2 separate regions of the Homo sapiens genome follow, and region 2 is linked to region 1. A link is a loop called in an ENCODE intact Hi-C map of the cell type or tissue named here. Cell type or tissue: tibial artery. All regions are shown on one strand. Links, peaks and the distances in the headings refer to the core of each region. The heading gives the core; the rest is flanking DNA.

What was found. Peaks named below come from ENCODE experiments on the same cell type or tissue, not always from the same donor. Only the 100,000 strongest peaks of a DNase experiment are listed, where the experiment ranks them.
Region 2: a loop joins it to region 1, with 4 times the contacts of the local background. A loop is called at or near these places in 2 of 110 quality-filtered maps.

The regions. Positions count from the first base shown.
Region 1 is chr15:97,130,557-97,138,905 of GRCh38, forward strand. No RefSeq gene overlaps it. Among named protein-coding and RNA genes, the nearest start is that of LINC02253, 100 kb to the right of the region's middle. In tibial artery, for the core only: no CTCF peak of the experiment used is centred there; no DNase peak of the experiment used is centred there.
Region 2 is chr15:97,193,001-97,201,349 of GRCh38, forward strand. No RefSeq gene overlaps it. Among named protein-coding and RNA genes, the nearest start is that of LINC02253, 37 kb to the right of the region's middle. In tibial artery, for the core only: no CTCF peak of the experiment used is centred there; a DNase peak (open chromatin) is centred at 3,631.

The DNA of each region.
Region 1 (8,349 bases), core at 224-8,223:
ATGTTTAAAGATTTTATTATGGAAGTTGTTTTGACTGGGACTGCTAATGTGTGTGTGTGTGTGTGCGTGTGTGTGTGTGTGTGTGTGTGTGTGTGTGTGAGACACAGAGAGAGATTTGAACATGCCACAAAAATGGCTTAAATCTCAATGCTGATTTTAACAGAGTGTAGTTAACCTACTCCAATTAACCCTTGTAGACATAATTAGCTCTCTGGGAACTACCCAAATTCTATCAGAAGGTGATGGGGAAATTCACTGTGAGGGTTCTGTATCACCTAAAAACCAGGATCTGAGATTCCTGTGAAAAGCAGAATCAGGTGGAGATGTTATTCAGACCCTGGGGCCAGGAACAAGAGAATCCAATGAGATCCCGTGTCCTCTGGAGGGCAGGGCTCCCGAGGACAGCTCCACTTAGGCCTAAGTTGGAAAAGCCAACTTGAGGGCACTGACAGAACCCCTAATTGCGTGATGCCAAGACAAAGATGATTTATATAGAAAAGAAATCTTTAAAAGTAATAAGTACCAGCAATTGTACAAAATATTTAGATAGAATCGTAGATTGTTAGACTTGGGAAATGTATAGTTAGAATTAAGTTTTATAGGTGAGGAAAGTAAGTCCCAGAGTTGTTAAGGGACCAGTCTAAAGTGACGCAGCAAGTAAGTTAGAAAATGTATATCAAAGGAGAGCTCAGGTTTCTTGATGGCTTCTCTGGGTTACTTGTCATGAACTCACATTACCTCCTTTCATAGTTTGCTTCTGGTAGATTATTTCGGATCTGTTCCGCTGGAATTTAGATATGTATTGCACATGCCAATTTTTACAGTACTTTGCAGTTTTGTTTATAGGTTGCACTGTTGGATTTATGTTACTTGGTGGGTCTAGTTCATATCTAGTTGTCCCTGGTTAACCACAGCAAATACGTTCCAAGGTTCCCAGTGGATGCCTGAAGCCACAGCTAGTACTGAACCCTGTATGCAGTGTTTTTTTTTTCCTACATACATACCCACAATAGAGTTTAATTTTAGTAAGAGATGAACAATAATAACTATAATAAAATAGAACAGTTATAACAATATATTCTCATGAAAGTTATGTGAGTGTGGTCTCTCTCTCTCACTCCTCCCCCATCTCTCTATCTCTCTCATATCTTATTGTATTTTACCTCAGGTAGCTAAAAGCGTGGAAAGTAAAACTACAGTTAAAGAGAACTACTGTACTCCTGGAAATGGCCAGGCTCTTAGTAAATGCTACTAAAACCTAATATATGTACTACAACTGAGGGATAACAAACCTAAAGCGTGTGGTATTAATCTTGCTAAGTGCATGAAAACAACATGGAAAATTACCACATTGGTCTGGTGAAATGAGATGTGACATTAATGTTGTCATATGTGTATAATCACTGATCTTATCTTCAGGCAGAGGATATACTATTGAAAGATACATACATCTAGAAAGTTATTACGGCCCCCAGTGAAATTAAATAGTAACCTGCAGACTGAAAACTTCTCACCCTGATAGTCTAGTGCCACATCTAATTTTTATCAGAATGCTCATTGTCAGTCAGGGGATAACGGATCCTCAGTCCTCCAGGTCATCTGCAGCTTTCCCCAGTCTTCCCTCCTGTGCCATCACAGATCCTAGATAAATGTTATTAGTTTCTAGTAATTTATTGCTGAAATAAATTACCACAAACTACGTGGCTTAAACCCACCAAAATTCATTATCGCACAGTTCTGGAATCCAGGAGTCTGAAATCAGTATCACTGGGCTGAAATCACGGTGTTGATAGGGCAGAGGGAATCTTTTCCTTTCATCTACCAACTTCAGGTGGCTGCTAGCATTCCTTGGCCTGTGGCCACATCACTCAAATCTCTATCTCTGTCTTCACATCATATTTTCCTCTACTTGTATTCAAATATATCTGTGCCTTTCTCTTATGAGGACAGTTTTGATTACATTTAGAGCCTCCACCAAATAATTCAGGACAATCCTCTGATCAGGGTAGGGGGGGCAGTCTTAATCTAATCATACCTGCATAATCTTAGCCATAGAAAATAACCTCATAGGGATTAGGACCTGCTATCTTCCAGGATCATTATTCAGCCTACTACAAAAGTCCACATTGTCTTCTGGGCTTACACAGGGAAACACAGAGGCAAAACACGGGAAGTCTAAATTCTGCTTGAAAAGCTTGACAGCATTTACTACCTGGAAATTATATGAATCATAAAGAGGAGATTTGGGAGTGATATTTTTATAGATAGTCTGATACTATTAAATCCATATGAGAGACTGCTTTTCTCTGGCAAAGGGGTATAGATAGAAAATAAAGAAGTACAAAGCTGAGCCGCTAAGCCCTGGAATTCTTTTTTTTTTTTTGAGTTTGGGTCCTCTGATGCACAGGCTGGAGTGCAGTATACAATCATGGCTCACTGCAACCTCTAACTCCTGGGCTCAAGGAATCCCGAATAGCTGGGACTACAGGTGTGCAACACCATGCTCTGCTAATTTTAAAACTGTGTGTGTGTGTGTGTGTGTGTGTGTGTGTGTGTGTTTGGAGAGATGGTGGTCTTGCATTATTGCCCAGATTGGTCTTGAACTTCTGGCCTCAAGCAACCCTCCCACCTCAGCTTCTCAAAATACTGGGATTACAGGCGCGAGCCACCACGCCTGCTCAGTTCCTGGAGCTCTTTAGGCTTAGAAGTCAAGGAGATAAGGAAGTTTCTGAGAAGCGTTTTCTGTAGGGGAAGCCAGCAAACTAGGAGAAAAGCAAAGTAAGAAGAGCACTCTGTGAAGTCAGCTGGTGCACTTCATCAGAGGAGGACTGAAACAGTTAGCAAAGAGGATGTTGATATGGTTTGGCTGTGTCCCCACCCAAATCTCATTTTGAATTGTAGTTTCTATAATCCCCACATGTCCTGGGAGGGACCTGATAGGAGATACTTGAATCACAGAGGCAGTTACCCCCATGCTGCTGTTCTCATGATAGTGAGTGAGTTTTCATGAGATCTGATGGTTTTATAAGGGTTTTTCCCCCCTTTGGCTAGGCACTTCTCCTTTGTCTGCCATGTAAGGAGGAATGTGTTTTCTTCCCTTTCCGCCATGATTGTAAGTTTCCTGAGGCCTCCCCAGTCATGCTGAACTGTGAGTCACTTAAACCTCTTTCCTTTATAAATTACCCAGTCTTGAGTATGTCTTTGTTAGCAGCATGAGAATGGACTAACACAGATGTCATTGATGAGAACAGTCTTGGGAAATGGTGGGGACAAGCTGGATTAGAGCATAAGCAAGGGGATATGAAAAGAACAACATGGAGCTGGAGCCTCATGACAGGAGGCTGAGGAGGAGGGACACATATGGGAAGTTCAAGGAGAGGGGAATTCTGCTAAGACAATCAGAGAGTGAAAGAACCAGGCACAGCCAGGCACAGTGGCTCATGCCTGTAATCCCAGCACTTTGGGAGGCTGAGGCGGGCGGATCACGAGGTCAGGAGATCGAGACCATCCTGGCTAACACGGTGAAACCTTGTCTCTATTAAAAATACAAAAACATTAGCCGGGCGTGGTGGCAGGTGCCTGTAGTCCCAGCTACTACGGAGGCTGAGGCAGGAGAATGGCATGAACCTGGGAGGCAGAGCTTGCAGTGAGCCGAGATCGCGCCACAGCACTCCGGCCTCAGTGATAGAGCCAGACTCTGTCTCAGACAAAAAAAAAAAAGAACCAGGCACATGCATAGAATTTCTAGGTGCCAGTTGGTGTTAGAGAACATATAAAAAGTGACATTAGTTATCAGCATATGATCCCAGCAATCCTGCTGCTAGGTATTTATCCAAAAGAAGGGAAATCAGTATGTCAAAGAAGTATCTTTGCACTCTGCAAAATCTTGTATAGATAGACAATGGAAGGTTAGTTGGCCAAAAAAGGGGAAATCCTATCATTTGCCACAAGGATGGAGTTTTTTCTCCATCAGCAGAGATTTGTTTCAGACCAGATCCTGAGTAGAAGAGAGGGCTATGGCCAAGATACAAGTTGGGTCAGGTTATATGTAGGTGGGAGGCAAGGTAAAAAATAATTAGGATGAAGGACCACAGAATTGAAGTCAGGAGTGCACAATCATGGCAAACAAGGCCAGCTTCATGGGTATGTGACCTATGCAGTCACACAGGGCCCTGTATTCAGGAGGACCCCATGTTTGGTTTAATACTCTGCAGTTGCCACCTTGAAATCATTAATCATTTTATCTTTGACTCTACGCTTTGGCAGGGATGTCAGAAGAGGCAATGGAACACATAGTAGGAACTTGGAGGCTTGATCCCTTGGCTCATGTACAGTTCAGCCTCCTGCCACCTCCCTGCCTTCAAGGGATGGGTTCTCAGCGGCCCACTTTCCAACTCCATGGCCTCCCAAGACCCACCAGGGCCCCCTCTTCTCACTCTACCTAGCCACCACTACTGCCCCAGCTCCCTGGTGCTCTAGGTGCCAGCCAGACAGTTCCTGCATGCTCCCTTACCAGTTACCAGAACCACTGTCCATCCCTGGCAGAGGCCTGGACCCAGGCTCCAGAGTTGCGCATATGTGACCTGACACATTTTGGGGCAGTGCACTTTAACTCTGTGCTGGCAGTGCCACAGTGCATTTGATGAGCACTTTGCCTCTTGCTCACCCCAATCCACGTGTTGAGTGTATCTTGTTGAAGTGGTTGCCATCTCTTGGGGAACACCCATCGTCTGTGGTTCAGGGTAGTGGGCCTGTTGGGAGGAGAGTTTCATCTCCATGTCCCAGGCTGGGGCACAGCATGTTGCTCAGGCAGCTGGTGGGCCTCAGCACACAGTCACAGGGCATGGTGTCCAGGTGCCTATGAGACTCTGCATTCACCTGAGTCTGAGGGAATGCCACATTAAATCACAATTAAAATAACACCATCACTCATTGTGAGAAAGACCATAGAAGAAAGGAAAATATTTAATGTTTGAATCTTTAACTGCATTGTTTTGCGTTTTCCTTGCTTTTTGTACTAGGGAGCCCATATTTACAATATGCATTAGGCCCCAGAAATGTTGGCAATGCCCCATTGACAAGATCGATGCATTGAACGTGTTAAGAGGGTTGAAGGATCATTGAAAGCAATGTGCTAGAGAAAATGAGGAGGGTGACAGGAGATGGTGGTCAGAGAACATGGAGGAGGAGGCTGCAGATGACATCACTGGAGTTATGACCATAAGAATGAGTGGTTGAAATATGAAAAAGAAAAAGACCATTGTCAAAAAGTCAAGGCACCAAGAAATTGACTATTAAAAACAATCAATGATGTGAATATTGAGGAACTATGATATAAGTAGGATTAATAGGGGTAAATTTTCAAGAAATATGGGGAACCCTGGGAGTTACAGGGAGTTGTTACAATTAAAATGCCCATTTTTTCATTACATTTTCATTCAACATTTGGAGTTAATAAATTGTTTTACAGCTATTCATTCAGATCTTAAGTTCTTCTCATTTTTTCTGGGACAAGAATAAAATATTAAGATAATAAGATAGAACTACTTGTTTTTCTTTTTAGAAGACATTATTAAGAAAATGAAAAGACAAACCACAGGCTGTGGGGAAGTATTTGCAAGATATGTGTATTAGTCCATTCTTGCATTGCTATAAAGAACTACCTGAGACTGGGTAATTTATAAAGAAAAAAGGTTTAACTGGCTCGCAGTACAACAGGCTATAGAGGAAACATGGCTAGGGAGGCCTCAAGAAACTCAAAACACCATGGCGGAAGACAAAGGGGAAGCAGGACGTACATGGCTGGAGCAGGAGGAAGAGCACAAAGCGGAAATGTTGCACACTTTTAAACAACCAGATCTCATGAGAACTCACTCACTATCACAAGAGCAGCAAGGGTGAAAATCTGCATCCATGATCCAGTCACCTCACACCAGGCCTCTCCTCCAACACTGGGGAATATAATTCAACGTGAGATTTGGGAGGGGGACACAAATTCAAAATATATCAACATGTTATCTACAAAGGTCTTGTATCCAGACTACATAAAGAAATGTACAAAGAACCTTTGCTACTCAATAAAAGGGCCAACAATCCAATAAAAATACAACAAATGAATAAGCACATTGGAAGGTGTTCATGAAAACTAAAACCAAATGAGATATCACAATAAATCTACTAAAATGATGAAACTAAAGAATATGGACAATACAAAATGCTGATGAAGATGTGGAGCAACCTGAACCCCTTACAATGCTGATGAGAATGCAAAATAGTAGAAAATTGTTGGTTGGTTTCTTATAAAATTAAACACTCATTGCCCAAGGCCTTGGGAGATCACCTCTGGCACTAGTGTGCCCTAGATGTGGGACGTGGAGTCAAAGGAGATTATTTTGGGACTTTAAGATTTAGTGACTGCCCTGCTGGGTTTCAGACTCAACTGGGGGCTGTATCCCCTTTCTTTTTGCTCATTTCTCCCTTTGAGAATATGAATGTGATATGGTTTGGCTGTGTCCCCACCCAACTCTCATCTTGAATCATAACGGTGAAGCCAGGTAAAGATAACTGAATCATGGGGTGGTTTCCCCTTATTGTTGTCATGGTAGTGAATAAGTCTCAGGAGATCTGATGGTTTTAGAAATGAGAGCTCCCCACACAAGCTCTCTTGCCTGCTGCCATGTAAGATGTGACTTTCCTCCTCATTCACCTTCCTCCATACACAGTTGTGAGGCCTCCTCAGTCATGTGGAACTGTGAGGCAATTAAACCTGTTTCCTTTATAACTTACCCAGTCTCAGGTATGTGTTTATTAGCAGAGTTAAAACAGGATAGTACAGAATGTTTACCCAATGCCTGTATCTTGGAAGTAAATAATGTGTTTTGATTTTGCAGGCTTGTAGGTGGAAGAGACTTGCTTTGTCTCAGATGAGACTATGGACTTTGGGCTTTTGAGTGATGCTGAAACAAGCTGAGACTTTTTGGGGGCTAGTGGCAGAAGATGGTTGCATTTCGCCATGTAAGAAGGATATGAGATTTGGGGGCCAGGGACAGAACAATATGATTTGGATCTCTGACCCCATAAAATCTCATGTTGAATTGTGGTCCCCAGTGTTGAAGGTGGGACCCTGTAGGAGGTGACTGGATCACAGGGACAGATTTCTCATGAATGGATAATGCCATCCCCTTGGTACTGTCTTCACTATAGTGACTTCTTGTGAGATCTGGTTACTTAAAAGTATGCGGCACCTCCCCACTCTTTCTTTTGCTCTTGCTCTCACCATATGACATCTCTATATCTGCTTTGCCTTTCACCATGAGTAAAAGCTCCCTGAAGCCTACCCAGAAGCTAAGTAGATGCCAGTACTATGCTTGTACATCCTATACAACTGTGAGCCAATTAAATCTCTTTTCTTTCTAAATTACCCAGTCTTAAGTATTCCTTTATAGCAATGCAAGAACAAGCTAATACACTCACTTCCATGACCCCTATATCCCACTCTTAGATATTACCTAGTGAAGGCATGTGTACACACAAAGATCTATATGCAAATGATTATTAATAATAACCCCAAACTGGAGACAATGGAGTTTCCCAAACACGAATCCAATGAATAAAAATAAAAATGGTGGTCTACCCATAAAATGGAATACTACGTAGCAATAAAAGAACAAGCTTCGGCTATATGCATCAAAATAGGTAATTCTCAAAAGTATTCGTAATATGCTATATGACAAAAGCCAGAAAGAAATGGCTACATATTGTATCATTTTATTATATGATGTATGGGTTAAATTGTATTCCCTAAAACTTATGAGTTGAAGTCCTAACCCCCAGTCCCTTAGAATGTGACCTTACTTGGAGATAGTCTTTTACAAAAGTATTTAAGTTAAAATCAGAAAGTTATTAAGATGGGCCCTAATCTAATATGATGGGTGTCCTTATTGAAAGGGGAAATCTGGGGACAGACACAATGTCAAGACATGCTGAGAGAAAAGCCACCTACAAGCAAAAGAGAGAGGTGTAGAACAGATTCTTCCCTCCAGGACCTCAGAAGATACTAATTTATCTGACACCTTGTTCTCAGACTTCTGGCCTCTGGAATTGTGAGACAATACATTTCTTTTGTTTAAGCCACCCAGCTTGTGCTATTGTGTTATGGCAACCCTAACAGACTAATACCGGTTGACTTCTGAATAGAGCAAAACTATAGTAAGTGAATCAGTAAGTGTTTTCCAGGGATAATGGAGAGGAAGAGGTTTACTGCAAAGGGGCATGAGAAACTTTTCTCGATAATGCTGATTGATAGTGGTGGTGGTTATATGATTATACATAGTTATAAAAGCTCATCAG
Region 2 (8,349 bases), core at 81-8,080, 62 kb after region 1:
AATTTTTATCACATAACAAAAAATGTAATTTCATTGTTTCTTCAGATATCTCTTTGGTATCCCCCTCCTTCTCTCTTTTACAGATTTTCAATTATATATGTATTAGCCTGCTAGAAATTGACCCACAGCTTACTGATACTCTTTCTAAATTTGTATTATATTTCTCTTTGTATTCTCTTTTGAATTGTTGCTATTAGTATGTCTTCAAGTTCATTAATCTTTTCTTCTGTAAAGTCTAATCTGTTGTTATTACCATCCTGTATAATTTTAACCTCAGTAACTGTACTTTTTACCTGTAGACATTCAATCTAAATATTTTTAATATTTGTTATGCTTCTATTTAACCTTATTAGCATATGTACTGCAGCTGTAATCATTGTTTTATGTTCTTGTATGCCAATTCTAATATCTCGATCAGTGCTTGGTCAGTTTCAGTTGATTTATGGTTATATTTTCTAGTTCTTTCTATGACTGGTAAACCTTGTTTGGATGCCAGGCACTGTGAACTTTACCTTCATTGTTTCTTGATATTTTTGTATTCTTATAAACATTTTTTTAGCTTTTTCCTGGGATGCAGTCATTTGAAAACAATTTGACCCTTTCAGCTCTTTATTTTAATATTTGTTACATGGGATTAGGGTTTTGTCTACAGCTACTTCTTTCCCATGATTGAGTAAAGATCTTTCTGAATAATCCACCCAATGCCCATTCTGGCTGATGAAAACAGGAATTGTTTCTGTTTCCATCTGGGCACCAAGCATTGTTCTTTCTACTCTCTTTGGATGGTTCTTTTCATAACGTCATATACAGATTAGCAGTCAGCTGAATACTTAAGGGGATGATTTTGTCTTGAAAATTCTCACCACGTTGGTATCTCAGGCCAATCTCCTTAACTCCGGGAGCCCTCTTCCCTGTGCCATGGCCCAGAAACTCATTCAAGGCGGGAATCTGGGGCAGTCATCGGGCTCACCTTCATTATTTACCATTTCTCAGGGATGACTGTTCTTTCTTTTCTAATGTCCAGTGTCTTGAAAAACCACTGATTCAAGCCATTTTTCTTTCTATTTACTTATTTTTGGTTGTTCACGGTGGGAGGATCAATTTTATTCCAGTTACTCTCTCCTGATTGGAAACAAAAACCCCAAGACATTCTTTATCAAGTAAATAATTACTAAGGAAGAAAATGTTACCAGAAAAAGGCTTTGTAACACATGAGAAATAATGAATAAGAATAATGATGAGGGTGATTATATTTGTATATCTTTTCACAATATGCTTGCAATGACCCATTTTACATTTTCACAAAGTAGGTCCACTTTTTAAATAATTTAGTGACCGAATAACTTGGCATATAAATAAATTTATTTTATACATATATTATTTGCTAAGAAGACAATCAAGTTTTTAAAGATATGAACGTAGTTTTACAATGTAAACACAAATGACCAGCTGCAAATAAAATGGCTTTTTTGTTGTTGTTGTTATTCTTTTTCTTTTTTGAGATGCAGTCTCGCTCTGTTGCCAGGCTGGAGAGCAGTGGCACGATCTCAGCTTACTGCAACCTCTGCCTCCTGGGTTCAAGCAATTCTCCTGCCTCAGCCTCCCAAGTAGCTGAGACTACAGGCACACGCCATCACGCCCAGCTAATTTTCTGTATTTTTAGTAGAGACGGGGTTTCACCATATTGGCCAGGATGGTCTCCATCTCTTGACTTCCTGATCCGCCCACCTCGGCCTCCCAAAGTGCTGGGATTATGGGCATAAGCCACAGTGCCTGGCCATAAACTGTGTTGTTAAGCAATTTTTTGTTTGCTTCTAGATTTAGAATATTGCTTGTACAACAGTAATCTCTTAATAACACTTTATCTTCTTTTATGCATTCCTTTATCTTATCTAAGTCAGTCAGTCTTCATGTAGTCCACTATAATGGTGAACATTTCACTTTTGCTGATAATGCAAATATTCACATACAAACCAAGTCCTAGGAATTTCTCCCCAAGTAAAGAAACTTTGGTCATAATGTCTGTGTTGCGATGAGCAGATGAAACATTTCCATTCTTAATATATTTATTACCATAAAGAGGAAATAATATGTTTCTACATTTCAGAAAGTAGTACTAGGTTGGTGTAAAAGTAATGGTGGTTTTTGCCATTACTTTAAAATTTTCAAAACATGGGAGCTTCTGGGCAAGAATCATGTTATCTGTCGTGGTTTCCAGAAAAGCCAGATAGATATAATGAGTAATCTTCAATGTCAGCATGAAGCAAATTACTCAATTACTAATGGCCACATTTCTTTGAATTTTTATATTTTACGACTTACTTTTTGAGATAACTGGTAGGAAAATCCTTCCTTTGAGTAAATATATTTGTACAACCATGTAATGAAGCAGAGAATAGCAGCTATCATAAGAATTGGTGATTTATGCAGTCACTTTAGACCCCAATTTTTAGACCTAACAATGAATCTATAAATACATCATCGTATAATTCCACTGCCAGTTTTGGTGAAGTGGTTCTTGCTTAATATGGTTGCTAATAACATACTAAATTTGAAATCTGGATTACCCATAAAACGTAGGGAAAGATCTAGAAAGGAGATTTCTGAGTATAGAGATGAATAAACAATACAAAATTGCTAGGAAACAGCCACCACTCAGAAGAAAAAACATTCTGGATATTAGTACGCAAAAGGGCACAGCATGGTATTTTTGAGTTGTTTTCATACCTCCTGAACAAGGCAGAAGAATTTGCCTCCTTTCCAAGAATTCTGTATGGAGCCATAATCCTAATGCAAAAATTTATAATTAAAAAAAATTTCTCTCTAGGCACTTCTCCACTGTAGGGAGTTTATTTTTGTTTTTGTTTTGTTTTTATGCCCTAATTCTTAGAGGAGATAAAAGATTCTCTATTATTATAGAAAAAGTGAGATGGGAAACCTTGAGTATAGTAATAAACTATATGGGAAATGAAATTGTTTATTTTAGCAACCAAATAAGGGCTTGCTTTGATTATACACAGAATAAATCTAAGATTGGCTTTCTGCTCTACCAGTCTGAGTTTACATAAAGACGTGCTTTTAACACCTCTATAAATACTGCTAATATCAGGGGGGACATGATTGGTTTAGAGATAAGCACTGTTGAGATGCAACCTGGGATGATCTTATACAGAATCAGTCACCAGAAAAAGTATTCAGAGCTGACCTCCCACTCCCACTGCCCAAGCCCAGATCACTCCCACGCATCGTGATGAAATACTGAGACGCAGCAGGTGTTAGACTTAATTCTCGGGAGAAATCCTATTTAGAAAAGAAAATGAATAAATAAATATATGAATGAAAAGAAGGCAGGAAGCCAAAACACATGCCCCCGGCTGCCTCTATCTGATGCAAATTACACATAGGGGCCTTCCTCACAGACAGCCCAAGCTTACTTCTCTTCAAAACGTCAAGAGAGTTAACATGGGAGAATGGAGAATCATCCCATACACTTTGAGTTGCCAGCTGCAAAGTGTTTCTTGAACAGCAATTAAACACATGCTGGGGGACCATCACAAGGGCCAGAGCCAGGGAGCTGGTGCCACTGACGTGAGGATTCTCAATCTCAGGGTCCTCGGGCTGCAACTTGCCAGGGTGCGGGTGTCACAGGGCTGAAACCCATTCCCAGGCGCTGACCTCCCCTCTGTTGAAATGGATTTGTTCTGTCACGTGCAGCGAAGACCTCTTCATGTGTCAGGTGCACCCCATAACCTTTGTGCTAATTCCCATGACATCCTCTGTGTCTCACTGTAGGATTCTGTGAGCAGGTCTTTCCAAGAGCAAGGAGAACAAAAGATTCTTCGGCACATCTGAAGAGGGCTGGTTGAGTGTGCCTGAATGTAGGGTCATGGTTTGAAAAAGGCTGAGAACCCCCTACCTTGCACTAAAACGTTTTCAATACACTGAGACACATTTTTTTTTAAATGTGCTCCTATAAGCCATGTTAGGCCCCGTTCATTTGTGTATTCAGTTCAATTGCATCTGAATCAATTGGTTCCCAAATGAGTGAATACAAGAAAATCTAAGATGTCATTTTCACTCTCTTATTTTCTTCTCTTTTAAAAACTATAAATTAAGCCATCTTGGATCAAAACTGTGTTGTAGATCAGAGGATTTCAGAAGGGAAAAGAGTACTACAATAATTATACGCCGATTCCAGCATAATTCACACGTAAAACCCTCTGAGGGTTAAACATTCTCTGCAGATAATTTCTTTAGCTATTTCTTAAAACTAAAGATTGCAGTAATATAGCAGTCATGTAAACACTGGTTGGAAGAATAAGCATTTTCTTTAGCTCAGTTCATGTATATTGTAAATCACTGTAACAGCTGTTTACTTGGTGTATCAATGAGGGCTCTAAACAGGAAATGAAGTTGTGTGTGTGTGTGTGTGTGTGTGTGTGTGTGTGTGAGTGTATGTGTTTTGCTTATATTGTACTGTAGAAACCAAAGGTTTATCTCAATTGAGGAATGCCTAAATGCCTAACAAGTATACGTAGAGATGTAACATATAAATTTATGTAAATATGAAACATCTTTGGGATCTAGGAATAATCTATGATATCAATGTTAATATTTGCAGCAATTACAAATTTGCCTCCCTTTTCAGCCCCTGTGATAAATACTTAATTTGGAATATTTACTCATTTTCATTGATGGGGCTAAAAAACAGATCATGATTAAAGTGACAATCTGAAAAAAGTTCTTATCAGAAAATCATCACTATAATTTTGTCATATAATTTTAATAAGTTAATTTAACTTATTTTAATAATCTATACAATATAACCATTACTAATACTTTATTGGTAATAATTATTAAATTATAGGTAATTATTATTGATAATTAGAATACTTTATTCAATTTAGGAAATTTAAAGTTGGCTTATTTATTTTAAACCTATATAATCTTAATTCTTCTAACGACATGGCTGAGCACTCTATATGACCTGGCATCATGCTAGCCACAGCCCACATGTCATCACTAAACCTCACAAAACCATGTTTTATTTGGATTATTACCCTTATTTGGTGGTAAGCAAGTGAAACTCATAGAGTTTACGTAACTAGCGTAAGGGCATAGAGCTAGAAAGCAGAAGATCTAGGCGTGAATTTTGTTACAGTATTATATATATATGTTGTTGCAAAAGTAATTGCAGTTTTTGCCATTACTTTCAACAGCAAAGACCGCAATGACTTTTGTACCAACCTAATAGCAAATCTGGGTCTGTGCATTTCACAATGACAATAAGAATTTGTTGATCGAGGTTTTAGTACGACTTAATCCTATATAACATTAAATGTAATATTCTCTAGAGCAGCGCTTTGTGTCTATCTTCACATTTAGTTACTCCATTAGGGAACAGCCACTGTAGTTGTGCACTGCTTCCAGCTCCTCTGAATTCCTCAATGTGAAGACAGAAGGCTTCCTATGAAGATCTGAACATTAAAGAACTGGTAGCTGCCTCCACTCAATGCAGATTATGATGGATATTGTGGACTTATAGTTCTATTGGTGGCTCTTAGTAGTTGCCAGGGGACTTATCTACATGGCGACAGCAGTGGATTCTGATAAATATAATATCCATTGTGACTAAGTGTTGGAATTGAATTTGCCTATTGTCAATTTGGTAGTGCTTTTTATAATCAAAATGGCCATTGTCATTGTTGCCTAGTAATTAATGTTGCTGAAAATATATCGCATAACTTTTCAAATATTTTGTTTGGCAAAACCAAAGATGGGTTTTGCAAACACTAGCTCCCTTAATTCTTGAGCCCATGTGTACTTTTAAGAAATAGTGAATCCATATGTTCCTGGTGTGTTTACATTTAACTCACCAAACTGTTGCCTTATGGGAATTATATTGATGTCCAAAAGTCCTTTAAACATTATTTTACAAGTGTCTTTCCTTTTATAATGCTATCATCCAAGAAAATGAATCAAAAGAAAACACTATATGTGCACCACCAAAACTCCAAGAAGGACTTCAAGCTGGCACTCATCTCCCTGCATTACTAATAAGTTTTGTTACTATTGAAATTGGAATTGCTGCCACATATTGAAATAAAGGGATGTAATTTTAAGGCATATTAAAATTTTGGATAGATCATTGTTTAAATATGAAATTTCTAGCAGAATAGAAAACACATTATACCTTTATAGAACTGACAAATCTAAAGTCTTTCAAATCAACTAATTCTCAGCAAAACTAGACCCAGTCAAAAAAAAAAAAAAAGGAAAAAGGTGAAAGTGCCCAATTCAGGTTTGTTTATTCCAATGACATATACCTTCTAAGCCAAAGTGATCCTTATTCATGCACAAGGGGATAGTTTAATTACCTGATTTTCTGGAAATGCCTTCAACCTGATGCAAATTTTAAAAATGAACATGTTGTAACTATAGCACTTTTCAAAACGCAAGAAAACAATTTCTGGCCTCATCAGCCCTAGGACAACATTATGCAGTCCTTAGGAGGGGAGAGAATTTTAGAGAATATATGATATATTAGGGAGTGAATGATTATTCACAGCCATGAGGCCAGCCCATGTTTCAATAAGACAAATTGCTGTGGAGTGTTCTGGTGGCAACCAATGATAACTCATGATCCTGAGACAGAGTGGGTGAAAATTACAGAGAATTGATGAAAATCAGGAGCAAGAGGACAAATGGCTCTAAAGAGAAGAATCTGTGATTATTATTTCCTAATCCTTCAGTCTGATAGAGCTTGAATCTATTTCCTTTGAAAAATCTATAGAGTGATAGACACTATATGTCAGCGTGAAAATGGCTGCATTTGTTTCTTGCCAATGGCAAATGATTAACTTTTCAGTGTGGATGTAGGAATCAGCCCCCAAGGGAAGATGCATTTCCAAGGAGATGGCTCATATGGTTTGCAGCCTTCCCATCAGTCAAGTGCATCCTCAGAAATCTAGGAGCTACAGACACTTCAGTCCCATCTACACTATTATCAAAAGAGCCGCTGAGTTCCATACTTTTAAAAGAAACACAATTTGTTTCCCATCTCTGAAACAAATGTGTTTCTTTTAAAAGTTTAGATGGATTTCCTAAATAATGAATGATAATTGTTATTTTATAGTTGTTAGTGTAATGAATTTATTTGGGAATGAGAAAGAACATTGAAAACTCAGGTAGGATTTATAGTGAATACAATATGTACATGATGGAGTCTTCAAAATTACTGATGGCTTGGGATCATAAGCTAGTTTAAGTAGTTCCCTGTGTAACTTGGACATGCTTTCTGGAATTGTTTAAGACAGTGTTATATAGCAAGATGCTTCCTGGAATATGTTCTGCGGTCACTTTATTTTGTAACCTCAAGATTAGTCATCAAGGTTACTGTCACATGTATTTTTCTATTCTTCCTTAAGGAGTAATTAGGCCAAACACCAGTGTCTCTGAGTTTTCCTTAACTTTTGAAAAATTGAAAATAGTGCTTAATCTAGCTTTAATTCACATTTGAGTGTTTATACACGATTAGTATCTGAATAACCCACATTCAACTACTGGTACTCGATAGCCCCACGTTGTCATTCTGAAATTTATTTGTACTTATTATAATTTAAGTAATATGGTTAAAAAAACTGTTTTGCTCCTAAATTGGCTCATTTAGTTTAAAGATGCATCATCAGTGATACGGGTTCTTAATTCAGTCCTACACTCAGGTGAATCTTAGATAATTCATCACGGAACTTGGCTTTAAGGTAAGAATTTGAGTGCTCTATTTAAAAACATTAGCATTGCTTCCAAGTCATTTGTATTGGACTTTTCCAAAAGTACATAGTAAGCCATCATGGAAATTTTGGGAGGAAAAAGTAAATGTGAACATTCTTTTAAAATCAAATAAAATCATGATGCTGAAGCAGTGCCCACTGGCCTCCTTCCCCTGTGAGGGTGGAAGCTTGCTCACAGTCCTGCTGAGAGGCCGCAACATGCCCTTGCAGTGCTAGTCAAGCCCCTCTCTAGCGAAGTATGGCCCAGAATGTGCCCTGGGGCATTTGGCTGATCCTTTCTAAAAACCCCAAAGAATACAGTGAGCAATGCTCATTTCAAGATAGGCACGCCAATGGCTGCAGAAGTGATACTGCCATCATAGTCACATCCCAGTCCCTCCAGACAGCTGGTACGTGGAAGAAATGTCTTTACAACCCCTTAAATACCTCCACATCGCCAGCGGATAGAGTCCAAACTCCTTAGCCCATCTCTGACCTCGAGCCATCTCTAGTCAGAATTTTAGACCATAGTATTTGACTTATTACCGTAGTAAATCTCCTCTTTGTGCCACCACTGTTT